Linked DNA regions of Homo sapiens: region 2 is linked to region 1. Evidence: read pairs that join two places in POLR2A ChIA-PET (ENCODE). Cell type or tissue: PC-9. All regions are shown on one strand. Each heading gives the region's core, and the rest is flanking DNA. Links, peaks and the distances in the headings are about the cores only. Region 1 overlaps CHN2 (chimerin 2). Region 2 overlaps CHN2 (chimerin 2).

Evidence for each region. Peaks named below come from ENCODE experiments on the same cell type or tissue, not always from the same donor. Only the 100,000 strongest peaks of a DNase experiment are listed, where the experiment ranks them.
Region 2: POLR2A ChIA-PET joins it to region 1 with 5 read pairs; 3 of 35 experiments call an interaction of 5 or more read pairs at or near these places.

Annotation. Positions count from the first base shown.
Region 1 is chr7:29,448,314-29,451,233 of GRCh38, forward strand. All of the region lies in intron 6 of CHN2 (chimerin 2), which reads left to right. Among named protein-coding and RNA genes, the nearest start is that of PRR15-DT, 110 kb to the right of the region's middle. In PC-9, for the core only: no CTCF peak of the experiment used is centred there; a DNase peak (open chromatin) is centred at 1,768; H3K27ac peaks cover 1,406 bases.
Region 2 is chr7:29,505,444-29,508,363 of GRCh38, forward strand. CHN2 (chimerin 2) reads left to right here. Exons shown (of 13, transcript NM_004067.4): 11 at 1,785-1,922. Among named protein-coding and RNA genes, the nearest start is that of PRR15-DT, 57 kb to the right of the region's middle. In PC-9, for the core only: no CTCF peak of the experiment used is centred there; no DNase peak of the experiment used is centred there.

The DNA.
Region 1 (2,920 bases), core at 255-2,754:
CAACATCATGCTCAAAGTGGGTCCATTGATTTCTTAGTCGTTGGAAATGATCTTGACCTAGTCATCTGAAGACTTCTAAACTCCACTTGAAGAAACACACAGCAGCTTTCTCCTAATTCTTTCTTTAGTTTTTACTTTTAGTTTATACATCCCAGCATGTCACTTCCCTGCTTAAAGTCATTCTTCACCAGCTACCCCACCCCAAGCTTTTAGATGTGACCCAGTCTCCTAATACATCCTGTAAGATCCCGCCTCATAGATCACTACCCACTTCCCTTACTTTCTTCTTTCTAGCCATAATGAATTTTCATTTCTGTAATAGATCACCCTGTAACTCACCTCCAAGTCTTTGCAAATTCTATTCCCTTTGCCTGAAATATTCTCCTGGGCTTTTTCTCACTGTTTGGCTATCTCCTTCTCATCCTTAAGGTCTCAGAGGAGTCATCACTTGTTTTGGGGAGTTGGGGAAGGCTTTGTGCCCCAGAGCACACTATATCTCCCCCACCTTAGCAGTTATTGCTCTGTATTATAATTGTTTGTTAGCTTCTGTTATCCCCAACCAGACTGTAAACTCCTTGAGAACAGAAACCAGTCCTGGCATCCAGTACAGGGCATGGTCCATACTAAATGTGTGCGGAATTTAATTCACTGTAAAAAATGGTGCTACCTCGCCCTTCATCAAACCCAGCATTTCTGATTTACAAGTTACCAAGTCAGCTCATGGACATTACTGCTCAAATTCAGCCATAGGAGCTTCATACTGCAAGAGAGACTTGATAACTTTGCAGCATTAAGTTATTTGCCGGCAAGTTAAACTTAGCAGAATAAACCCAGAGTGAAGTGTTTCCTTATTATTTCACACAAGGGAAAAAGCAGAACAACTTAGGAATTGCAGGAAAAATGGGAGGCTCTAAATAATTAAGGTGTGTTGGAATTAAGGTGAGTGTCTGAAAAAAAATAATCTATGTGTCAGGAAACCTGGTTTGAAGCGGTAATAATGGAAAGCAAATCTGAAGTTGTCCTTAAATCAATAGAAATCATTCAGATTCTTATGGTGGGAGACTAATAAGTCAGAATCCGTCCTGCAGGCCCAGAACAGAGGTAAATAGGCATCATTTTGTAAATAAAGTATTATTGGAATACAGCCACATCCATTCATTGAAATATAAAATATGGGAAAGTTCGTACTACAATGACAGAGTTGAGTGGTCCAGACAGGACAGAGACTATATGGGCTACAAATCGTAAAGTATTTACTGTTGGTACTTTACAGTTGCTGATCCTTGAGCTAGGAAATGAATAAGATTATTTGCATTCATTCAGAATCATTTATGGAGTTCTGTAGTATGTTGAGCACAGTGCCTGGCTTATAGTTAACTCAAATAAATGTGGGCTGTGATTGACATTATAGTGGTTGGGCATTGATGAACAGACACTGGGCTCAGGTAAAGGCCCTGCTACAGAAGGCAGGGGTACAGATGTTCAAGGCATGTGAAGTAATTTAGGCCAAGGCCAAGCCCAAAGAGCAAAGACAAACTGAGCTGGGTGGTAACTTGGTGTTTACTCTGTTCTAAAGCAAACCACTCTTGGAGAATGTTTTTATCACTTTCTTTTCTCTATTTCCAGAGAAAACGATCACAGGCCAAGCTTAATTTGTGGTTAGTCAGTATTTCACTCTGAGTTCCGTGAAGTGGCTTCCAGGATCTTCCCTAGGGGATGTGGTACAGGTTTAAGAAATTCAGGGTGTGTATTTCACATCAATTGAAGAATCTCTTGAAGGCAAACAGAAAGGTTAGTTTCTTCTGTTTGCAGTGCACACTTTTGTTTGCATGTGAGCATGAATCATCAGTCTCCTCACTAAGCATAATCCAAGCAGACGAAGCTCAAATTAACACTAAAGGAAGGTAGCAAGAATGAGTTTGTTTTTAAGGATTTTGTGGTAGGCAGAATAATGGCCTCCAAAGATATCAGATCCTAATCCCTAGAGCCAATAACTGTGACCTTACCTTGGCAAAAAGGTTTATGCAGATGTGATTACATTAAGAATCTTGAGATGAAGAAGAATCTTGGATAATCTTTGTGGACCCTAAATACCAGCACCCGTCTCTTTTTAAGGGAGAGGCAGAAGGAGATTTCACAGACAGTCACAGAGGAGAAGTCCGGGGGAAGTGGAGCAGAGAAGGATTTGAAGATCCTGGGGTGGTGCAGCCACAAGGCCAGGCATGCAGGAAGCCCACAGAAGCTGGAGGAGGCCTGGAACAGATTCTCTCCTAGCTCCAGAGGGAGCACAGCCCTCGATTGCAGCCCCAAAAATTCTTTTCACACCTCTGGCCTCCAGAACTGTATGAGAATAAGTTTGCCTTGTTTTAAGCCACCAAACTTGTAGTAATTTGTTATAGCAGCCACAGAAAACTAATACAGATGTATTCATCAGATGAATGGTAGGTACATTACTTCATTACTTCTTTTTTTTTTTTGAGATGGAGTCTTGCCCTGTTGGCAGGCTGGTGTGCGGTGGTGTAATCTTGGCTCACTGCAACCTCCGCCTCCCAGGTTCAAGCAATTCTCTGCCTCAGCCTCCCGAGTAGCTGGGATTACAGGCCCCCACCATCACGCCCGGCTAATTTTTTTATTTTTAGTAGAGATAGGGTTTCACCATCTTGGCCAGGCTGATCTTGAACTCCTGACCTCGTGATCTACCCACCTCGGCCTCCCAAAGTGCTGGGATTATAGGCGTGAGCCATCACACCCGGCCTCATTACTTCTTATACCATAATAAATAAGAAAGAGAGAGAAACAACAACGCACCCCCACCACCACCACATTAACTTCTGCTTTAGCCACACAAGTAAGAACAGATGGTAAATAATACAAGTTACTGGACTGGGGTTGGAAGAGATTTTTGTCTATTATGATGCTG
Region 2 (2,920 bases), core at 93-2,592, 57 kb after region 1:
GTATGTGAAATCAGTGAGGTAGCCCTCCCTCTCTCTTCAGACTTCTCTCCAGTTCCTCCTCCCTACTGTACTGCACACTCCAGCAATCCTGAAATACACCCTATTTGTTGCCATGAAGAAGTGCCTTGGCTCACATTGTCCTGTCTATCTGAAATGTATTCACCTCTCTGCCTGGCAAACACCTGTAATCAGGGGTCAGCTCAAGCCTTTCCTCCTTGAGGAAGCCTCGCTGACTACCCCAAGCTAACCTCAGAGCTCCACTTCCTTTTTCCACATCCCCCCACATTCTCCACACTTCTTCAGCATAGCAATCTTCCTATTTCCTTGTCATTGTTGAGTTGCATGTCTGTCAGTCAGTCTAACTAGAACTGTTGGTTGGCAGAGAGTATCTCTTTTCCATGGTTCATCAGGGCTTAATGGTGCTTGGCACATGACAGATTCCCAATAACTGTTTGCTAAATATGTAAATAATGAAATCAACATGGCATATCTTCTATGCTTTTACTGTTTTCTATACATCGGCAGCTTTTTTCATCTTCAGAACCAAATTTGCTGAGGCATTTATTCTTTTAATTCTTTATGCAAAAGATATTAAGAATTCCTATATGATTAAAACATTTTTATCTAAAAAATGTCATAGTCTGTGACAAATTGGAGTGGTATTTCCTAACGGTAAAACTAAAAGTCAAAAAATGTCTTGAGAACTATTGTTAGAAATGGTAAGAAATATAGGCCAGGCACGGTGGCTAGGCCTAGAATCCCAGCACTTTGGGGGTTGGAAACGGAGCAGGTCAAAACTTCTGTGCTGATCCTTTGTACTGCCTACAAAGAAATAATTCTGGACCAACAATAAATACCAGATACATTAGTATAATATATTTAAAGTGCTGAAGTGAAATAACTGTCAAAATAGGCCAGGCGTGGTGGCTCACACCTGTAATCCGAGCATTTTGGGAGGCTGAGACAGGTGGATCACTTGAGGTAGGAGTTCGAGACCAGCCTGGCCAACATAGTGAAACCCCCTCTCTACTAAAAATACAAAAATTAGCCAGGCATGGTGGCACGTCCCTGGAATCCCAGCTACTCAGGAGGCTGAGGCACGAGAATTGCTTGAACCCAGGAGGTGGAGGTTGCAGTGAACCAAGATTGCACCACTGCACTCCAGCCTGGGCTACAGAGTGAGATTCTGTCTCACACACACAAAAAAGAATGATAAGAAATATAACATCACATATCCAAGAGGAAAGGGTAAAGTTTCCCAGATTAAAGTCCTAGGGGATCAGGGAGGAAGGATCAAGTTAAAAACAAACAAACAAACCCTTCAGTGAGCCTGAAAGAAACAATAAGAACTGAAACTATTCAACAATCATTTTGTGAACGTGACTTCCAAATCCAAGTCTAAAAAACACTGGTGGAGATGTATTAGAGCTTCTTGATGTTCTCTTGTTTCAGATTAGATTGTCATTTTATTATGAACCTTAGTGTCCATAATACAAATTATTGTGCTAAATTTCTATTTAGCAAATTACCAGGGGCTGGGACCCAAATCACTGTTTGAAGTTTGTTTTATCACCCGTTTGCCTGCACAAACCCTCAGACCCTACCTCCCTCTCACCAAACTCCTTTCTGTTGCCTCCTACACTTCAGTGTTACTAGAAGCCAAAAGAGTTAGCTGAGACTTGTCAGGGAGCATTCATCGCTGGATTTTTTTTTTTTTTCCTTTCTGTACATGCCTTGGTGAAATAAGGTCCTAATTAGGACTTGGATCACTGATTGTTTTTCAGATGGTGAAAAGGCCGATATATCTGCCAATGTCTATCCAGACATAAACATCATCACTGGAGCCCTTAAACTGTATTTCAGAGACTTACCCATCCCTGTCATCACATATGATACCTATTCCAAATTTATAGATGCAGCAAGTAAGTACTTCAAATTAATTTTTTATTTCTACCAAATTTTTAAGTACAGTGCTTTTGACCTTCAGATAATTAAAACTCAGAACTGTTTAAATTATTGCATTTGTGCCTGTCTTGTCAAGTGAGGGCACAACAATAAATAGCTGACCAGGCATAGTTCAACAGCTGAGCTGAACCAGTTCTAAGAACTCTGTGGGCTGATGTATGTGTCAGGCAGTTCTGTCCACATTGTTCCTTGTATGCTGGGAACCAACACAGTCAGGCCTATTATATGTTGAAAGCATGAATATTTCTGTAGCAGAAAAAAAAGTCTTCAATGAGGACTGACTAGATCATGGGTATCCAATCTTTTGTCTTCCCTGGACCACATTGGAAGAAGAATGATTGTCTTGGGCCACACATAAAATATACTAACATTAATGATAGCTTTAATGATAATTTTAAATAATTTTTAAAATAAATTATTTTAAAATCTTATAATGTTTTAAGGTTTACAAATTTGTGCTGGGCCATGTTCAAAGCTGTCCTGGGCATGTGCGGCCCATAGGCTGCGGGTTAGACAAGCTTGGTCTAGATTAACTACTTTTATCTGTTAGGCAGAATTTCATTCCTAGTCAGTTAAAGTCACAAGCAAGTTTTGTCTATTGATGCTGTTCAAAATGAATAGAGGGCCAGAATACACTGTGTCAAGCAGTATACTAGAACGTCTCACCAGTTTAATTCTCTCATGTACCCCATGTGGCAAATATTATAATCCCATTTTACAAAGAAGAAAAGCAAGGCTTGGAGAGCTGAGCTCATGCGTCCAGGAATGGGACATCAGGATTTGCTTTCCATCAGCCCGGGGTTGCTCATTCAGTGTTTGGCACTTGGGCCCACTGCTGAGGGAGAGAGGAATAGAGTGAAAAGGGGGCAGGTCTGGGGGAAGGGGCTACACTTTGCCCAGGAAGAGTCAAAAGTGACCAAAGGTAGATTCAGATGCTGAGACACATGACACGGAA